2 separate regions of the Homo sapiens genome follow, and region 1 is linked to region 2. A link is an interaction called in ENCODE POLR2A ChIA-PET data of the cell type or tissue named here. Cell type or tissue: MCF 10A. All regions are shown on one strand.

Evidence for each region. Peaks named below come from ENCODE experiments on the same cell type or tissue, not always from the same donor. Only the 100,000 strongest peaks of a DNase experiment are listed, where the experiment ranks them.
Region 1: POLR2A ChIA-PET joins it to region 2 with 5 read pairs; 2 of 35 experiments call an interaction of 5 or more read pairs at or near these places.

The regions. Positions count from the first base shown.
Region 1 is chr15:79,108,772-79,112,771 of GRCh38, reverse strand. No RefSeq gene overlaps it. Among named protein-coding and RNA genes, the nearest start is that of RASGRF1, 20 kb to the right of the region's middle. In MCF 10A, no CTCF peak of the experiment used is centred here; no DNase peak of the experiment used is centred here.
Region 2 is chr15:80,007,905-80,011,904 of GRCh38, reverse strand. No RefSeq gene overlaps it. Among named protein-coding and RNA genes, the nearest start is that of BCL2A1, 39 kb to the right of the region's middle. RefSeq lists enhancers at 1,581-1,640, 3,603-3,772. In MCF 10A, no CTCF peak of the experiment used is centred here; DNase peaks (open chromatin) are centred at 674, 1,534 and 2,034.

The DNA of each region.
Region 1 (4,000 bases), 900 kb after region 2:
ATCAATCAAGAGGGATAGCAGATCCAAGACACTCTCAGACATCCAAAGATTCAAATGTTCTGTCTCCCACACACCCTTTCTTTAGGTAGCAAATGTAAAACAAGAAAGAGAAAGACACAGCTTCCAGGAAGCAGGGGTTCCAACACAGGACAGCCATGAAGGGGAATCTCAGGAAAATGCATACAGTTGGCCTAAAGAGTAACCAGGAAGGGAGCATATGGGAAAACGTGTAGCCACAGGTGCAGAGAAAAGCAGACACATCAAAGGCAAGGCAGCTATGAACTCCAGGACAAAGAGTTAAACAGCGTCAAAACATTGTATGAGTGGACTCTTCGTTTATCGTGAAGCAATATTTGAACACATATAATACTGTATACACCAGTGAATAAAATGACCAAAATGTGAGAAAACTATGGTAGGCAGAGGTTAGCAGTGGGAAAGCTGTGGGAGAGTTAAGTTCATATCTACTATGACAAAATATAAACCAATAATATCAATTGTTGATGAATAAAACGATATCCATATAAACATATCATTTAGGGACATGGTAAATACAAGGAAGAAAATTCAGAGGAGTTGAGGGTAGTTGCCTCTAGTGAATGGATTTCAGGACATAGGAAGAGGTGAGATACTAACTTTTTAAACTATGTCCATTTATTATATCACTAAATACAAATAATAGCTTTGAAAACTATCCTTTAAAAATAATGAATTTTTTTATGTCTGTATCAAAATATATCATGTACCCCATTAAATATATGCAGCTACTATGTACCCATGAAAATTAAAATAAAAATGTTTCAAACTAAATAAATAAATAATAAAAATAAAATAACTTTTTTAAAAGTAATGAATTTTTCAATGTGTTAACCAATTTTAACACACTGGATAACAGCAATATAATCTATCTGTAATCCATAATTTTTAAATGTTATAAATTTAAATTTATAAGATAAAATTTTAATCAATCTTTTAATGCCAAGGCACTAAAGGCACAAACAGTAGATTACAAAACATTTATGATAGATCAGAACAGTTTTTTCTAATACATATGTATATTTTTAACTTTTTATTTTAAAATAATTATAGATTCACAGGAAGTTGCAATAAGAGTAGAAAGGGGTCAGTATATCCTTCATCCAGCTTCCCCTAAGGGTCTCATTTACATGACTGCAGTACAATAACAAAACCAGGAAACTGGCTGGGTGTGGTGGCTCAAGCCAGTAATCCCAGCACTTTGGGAGGCTGAAGTGGGTGGATCACCTGAGGTCAAGAGCTCAAGACCAGCCTGGCCAACATGGTGAAACCCTATCTCTACTAAAAATACAAAAATTAGCTGGGTGTGGTGCTGGGCACCTGTAATCCCAGCTACTTGGGAGGCGGGAGGCTGAGGCAGGAGAACCACTTGAACCTGGGGGGCAGGAGGCTGAGGCAGGAGAACCACTTGAACCTGGGGGGCAGAGGTTGCAGTGAGCTGAGATCATGCCACTGTACTCCAGCCTGGGTGACAGAGCAAGATTCTATCTCAGAAACAAAACAAAACAAAAAACCAGGAAACTGGCATTAGTACAATGTGTGTGTACAATTCTATACCCTCCTGGCATGTGTATAGATTCATGTGATTCCCCTCTGCAATCAACTGTTTCATCACTACAAAGATTTCTCTCCTGCTGTCCCCACAGTTTCTAAACCCTGACAATCACTAATCTGTTTTTCATCTCTAAATTTTGTCATGGTTAGAGTGTTATGTAAATGGAATCGTATCTACAAGATTGGCTTTTGAGACTGGCTTTTTTCATTCAGCATAGTACCCGTGAAGTCTATGCAGGTTGCCATGTGTCTCAGTAGTCCATTTCTATTGATTGCCAAGTATGATTCCATAGTATGGCTGTATCACAGTTAGTTTAGCCACTCACCTATTGAAGGACATCCTGGTTGTTTCTACTTATTGGCTACTGCAATTAAGCTGCTGTAAGCATTTCTGTACAAGTTTTTGTGTGGACATACATTTTTATTTTTCTGGGATAAATGTCCAGGAGTGGGATTTCTGGGTTGTAGGGCAAGTTCATGTTTAGTTTTGTAAGAAACTGCCAATCTCTTTTTTCCAGGGTAGTCATCCCTTTTTACATTTCACTAGCAATGGTGAGAGACCCAGGTTCTCCACATCCTCACCAGCATTTGGTGTTGTGACTGTTTTTTATTTTAGCTCTTCTAGTAGGTGTGAAGTGATAGCTATCATGGTCTTAATTTGCATTTCCCTAACACCTCATGACTCTGAACATCTTTTCATGTGCACATTTGCCATCCATGTGTCCTCTTCAGTGAATTGTCTCCTCATGGTTTTTTGCTCATTTTCTAATTGTATTGTTTGTTGTTTTGTTGTTGAGTTTTGAGAGTTTTTTAATATATTCTACATATGAATCTTTTGTCAAATATTTGTGGTTTACAAATGTTTTCTCCCAGTCTGTAGCTTACTCTCTTTTTATCCTCTTGGCAAGGTCATTTTAAATCTTTTTGGTTACTTTATTTTATTTTCTTGTAAACTGACAATTTATAATTGTACATATTTATGGGGCACAAATTGATGTTATGATTTATGAATACACTAGAGAATAATTAAATCAAGCTAATTAACATATCCATCACCCAAAATGCTTATCATTTTTTATGGTTAGAACATTTGAAATTTACTGTCTTAGCAATTTTGAAATGTACAAAACTCTATTATTAACTATATGCACCATGCTATGCTATGCAATAGATTTTTTTTTTTTTAAAATCTTACTCCTCCCATCTAAGATGTTGTACTCTTTGACCAGCATCTCTCCACTCCCCACAACCCCTGGCCTCTGTAACTACCATTCCACTCTCTGCTTCTATGAGTTTAATTGCCTTAGGTTCCACATACAGATGAGAATGTGCAGTATTTGTCTTTCTATGCCTGGCTTATTTCACTTATCATGATGTTCTCCAGTTTCATCCATGTGGTTGCTAATGACAGAATTGTCTTCTTTTTTAAGGCTGAATAGTATTTCATTGTGTGTATATACCACATTTTCCTTATCCAGCCATCTGGTGGATTGACATGTAGGTTGATCCCGGAACTTGGCTATTGTAAATAGTGCTACAATGAACATGGGAGTGCAGACATTTCTGACTAACTGGGTTTAAATCTTTTGGGTAAATACCCAGAAATGGGATTGCTGGATCTCATTTCTAATTTTGATTAGGTCAAGTTTTTGATATTTTTCTTTAATAAATCATTTTTGTTGTCATATCAAATTACTCTCATCAAGTCCTATGTCCTGATGATTTTCTTCTATAATTTCTTCTAAAAGTTTTATAGTTTATGTGTTATATTTATATTTATGATCCATTCTGAGTTAAATTTTTTTTGTATACAGTGTAAGGCTTAAGTTGAGGTCCATAGTTTTGACTATAGATATCTGATTATTCCAGCACCTTTCTTGAAGAATTATCCTTCTTCCATTGAATTGCTTTTGCACCTTTGTCAAAAATCAGTTGGTCATAATTGTTTTGGTCTATTTCTGGATCTTTTCTTCAGTTCCATTGCTCTATGTGGCTACCCCTCTGCCAATACCACACAGTTATATAATATCTTGAAATCAGATAGACTGATTCTTCCCACTTTCTTCTACTTCTTGATTATTGTTTTAGTTATTTTAGGTCCTTCATATTTCTATATAAATTTTAGAATTATCCTGCCTATACTACAAAGAAAAAATGTTGCTTGAACTTTGATAGAGTTGTATTAAGTCTGCATATCAATTTGGGGAGAATTGGCATCTTAGCTATGTTGAGACTTCCAATCCATGAATATCATATATCTCCATTTATTTAGATTTTTTTATTTCTTTCATCAGCTTCTGCAGTTTTAAGCATACAAGTCCTATACATATTTTGTTAGAATTATACCTAAGAATTTATTTTTTAGCAATGGTAAATGGCATTGTATTTTTAGTTTTGGTTTCTGTGTGAT
Region 2 (4,000 bases):
TTTATCCATTTTCCTGTTAATGGCATTTGAATGGGCTATTATATTTATAATAGCTTTGGGCTATTATAAATAAACTTGCTATGAAAATTTGACTAGACTTCCTTGGGTAGACATATTTTTCTCTTAAGTAGAATACTGACAGTGGAATTATGTGGTTGTATGATAAGTTTATGTTTAACTTTATAAGAAACTGCCAAACTATTTTCCAATGTGATTGTACCATTTTACACACCCACCAGCAGTGTATGAGAGTTCCAGTTCTTCTATGTCCTCGTCACACTTGGTATTATCAATCTTTTTTATTTTTGCCAGTCTAGAGGGTATTGAGAGGCAGTCTCTCAGTGCGTGTGTGTGTGTGTTTTGTTTTGTTTTTTTTAAGATGGAGTTTCGCTCTTGTTGCCCAGGCTGGAGTGCAATGGCGTGATCTCTGCTCACTGCAGCCTCTGCCTCCTGGGTTCAAGCAATTCTCTTGCCTCAGCCTTCCGAGTAGCTGGGATTACAGGTGCCCGCCACCACGCCTGGCTACCTGTTTTTGCATTTTTAGTAGAGACAGGGTTTCACCATGTTGGCCAGGGTGGTTTCGAACTCCTGGCCTCAAGTGATCCGCCCACCTTGGTCTTCCAAAGTGTCAGCATTACAGGCGTGAGCCACCGTGCCCAGCCTCTCAATGTGGTTTTAATTTACATTTCCATGTTGACTAATGATGTTGAGCTCTGTTCAGTTGCTTGTTAGTCATTTATATATCTGTTGCAAAATGCCTATTTATATCTTTTGCCCATTTTTAGAAGTTGAGTTTAAAAGTTGTCTTTTGTTACTGAGGACAAGAGTTCATTATATATTCTAAACACAAGTTCTTTGTCAGATATACAGATTTTGATTTTTTTCTCACAATCTGTGACTCATCTTGTCGTTTTCTTAACAGTATCCTTTGAATACTTTAAGTTTGATAAAACCAATTTATCTTTTTTTGTTTTATAGTTTATGAGATGGGTTGGCTTTTTTTGTAAAGTAATCAGGCTCTTCTGTCAGGAACTCGAGGGCTACTGTAAGGTAACATGAGAGAATAAGGACTTTTGGTCTACAGTGGTAAAGAAATGTGAGTAAGGAATTTGGAGGATCCTGGGGAGGCAGGAAAAATTAGGTGGAAGGTTCCAAAAGAGTGGAAACAACAATAATATCTAGTATTTATATTTATTGAGTGCTTACTATGTTTCAGGCCTTGTAGGATCTTCGCTTGTATTAACTTATGCAATCTCCACACCACTGTGGAATAGGTGCTATTATTATCCCCGTTTTGCATATAGGGAAACAGAGTGATTAAGTAACCTGCCCAAGATCATGCAACTTGTTAAGTGGCAGAGTCAGGATTCAAACCCATAAAAGTGGCTCCTTGCTTTTAACCATTACACTGGTCAAGTGGGGCTGCTGACTGTTAAGTGTCAGGCAAGTAGGCTGAAAAAAATCAGCAGGAGTATTGTTTGAGTGTCCATTGGCATCCTTCCCAGAGTACCACCCAGGTTTCTGTGCCAATGAGCTGTTCAGTCATCATCTGAGGGGGTGCCAACCTAAACCTCTGGTACTACCAAATGCAAAGCAACCTTGTGTGGCACACAAAAATACAGAACTCATACAAGAAACAGGGTGTGTCTGGCCGGGTGTGGTGGCTCACGCCAGTAGTCCCAGCGCTTTGGGGGGCCCAGGAGGGTGGATCACGAGGTCAGGAGTTCAGGACAAGCCTGGCCAAGATGGTGAAACCCTGTCTCTACTAAAAATACAAAAAATTAGCCAGGCGTGGTGGCAGGTGCCTGTAATCCCAGCTACTCAGGAGGCTGAGGCAGAGAATTGCTTGAACCCGGGAGACAGAGGTTTCAGTGAGCTGACATCGCGCCACTGCACTCCAGCCTGGGTGACAGAGCAAGACTCTGTCTCAAAAAAAAGAAAGAAAGAAAGAAAGAAAGAAACAGGGTGTGTCTGGCAGGGCATGGTGGCTCACGCCTGTAATCTCAGTACTTTGGGAAGCCGAGGCGAGTGAATCATTTGAGGTCAGGAGTTTTGAGACCAGCCTGGCTGACATGGTGAAACCCTGCCTCTACTAAAAATACAAAAATTAGCCAGGTGTGGTGGTGCATGCCTGTAATCCCAGCTCTTTGGGCGGTTGAGGCAGGAGAATTGCTTGAACCTGGGAGGTGGAGGTTGCAGTGAGCTGAAATCATGCCACTGTACTCCAGCCCGGGCAACACAGCGAGACTCCATCTCAAAAAAAAAAAAAAAAAAAGAGGCCAGGCACAGTGGCTCACACCTGTAATCCCAGCACTTTGGGAGGCTGAGGCAGGTGAATCACCAGGTCATCTCAGCACTTTCGGAGGCCAAGGCAGGTGAATCATTTGAGGTCAGGAGTGTGAGACCATCCTGGCCAACATGGTGAAACCTCATCTCTACTAAAAATACCAAAATTAGCTGGATGTGGTGGCGGGTGCCTGTAGTCCCAGCTACTTGGGAGGCTGAGGCAGGAGAATCGCTTGAACCAGGAGGTGGAGGTTGCAGTGAGCCGAGATCACGCCACTGCACCCCAGCCTGGCGACAGAGCCAGACTCTGTCTCAAAAAAAAAAAAAAAAGAAAGAAACAGAGTGTGGAGATCACAGGCCTCTGATTCTGCTTCTTGACTTGCCCCCTAGGAAGGTTCTCATGGGGTTTTATGTCTAACCTCCCACATTGTGAAGTCCATTTCCATGCCTGCTGGGACTCTCCTGCATCCTGGACATGGCACCTCTGTTTGCATCTCCTGTCTCTGGCTCTACCTCCAGCCTTTTAGTACCATTTTGGTCCTTTGGTCCTGTTTGTGCCCAGTTCTGAGGGGCCTTTATAGAAGTTCCCCATCCCACTACTCACTCCTTGTAGGTTGAGGGCTGCAAGGAGCAAGAGAATGTCGGAAGGTCCCATGCTTCCACTTCTGTAGGTTAGGTGGCTAGGTACTGTTAAAGATGTGAAAATATGATACCCAGTGAACATATTTCAAAAAGTCACTTGAAGAGACATATTTTTTTCATGTTATCTTTTAAGCTATGAGAAAAGTTTGTATATTTTGAGATTATTCTTTTTTCAGAATGTCAGGATAGTATTAGCTTCTTCTTCATTGTAGAAAAAATAGCTGTGTCGAAGCATCTGCAGATAAAGGGTTGACAATAACAGAGAGAGACTAGAAAATGGGAAGTGGGACATTTTTATTATTATTTTAGGACAGAGTCTCACTCTGTCACCCAGGCTGGAGTGCAGTGGCGTGATCTCAGCTCACTGCAACCTCCACCTCGCGGTTCAAGCGATTCTCCTGCCTCAGCCTCCTGAGTACCTGGGACTACAGATGCGTGCCACCACACCAGGCTGATGTTTTTTGCATTTTTAGTACAGATGGGGTTTCACCATGTTGTCTAGGCTGGTCTCAAACTCCTGACCTCAGGTGATCTGCCCACCTTGGCCTCCCAAAGTGCTGGGATTATAGGTGTGAGCCACTGCGCCTGGCCTGAGACATTATTATATATCACTAAAATACTACTCTCTCCAACGATATGAGGTAAATAAAACAAAAACCCCCAAGTGGTCCAAGGCTTGAAGGGTTCAAATGAGAGAGATGAGCTATTAGAAATATTAATGCAGTCAAGGGCATGATAAAATGTGACGTTAAAATGAACTTTTCATTGTACTTACCTTTGTTGAGGTGTAAGTGAGACCCCTAGGCCACAATAACCATATTTTTAAAGAAGATTTATCCTTAGTGGAAGATCTTTAACTCTCAAATGTGGACAATTTTTTTATTTAATAGTTTTGAATTACATTCCTTTTGCTATGTGGTAATTATATATGACCGAATTTCATTTGGAGCCACTTACGCCTCATTTTCCTAAATGTCATACAAAATGTGTCCATACATCAAATTAGAAAAGGCCGGCTTTTGGACTATAGTAATAATCACCTGTGGTTTTTTTCTTGTGACTTGACTGAGCA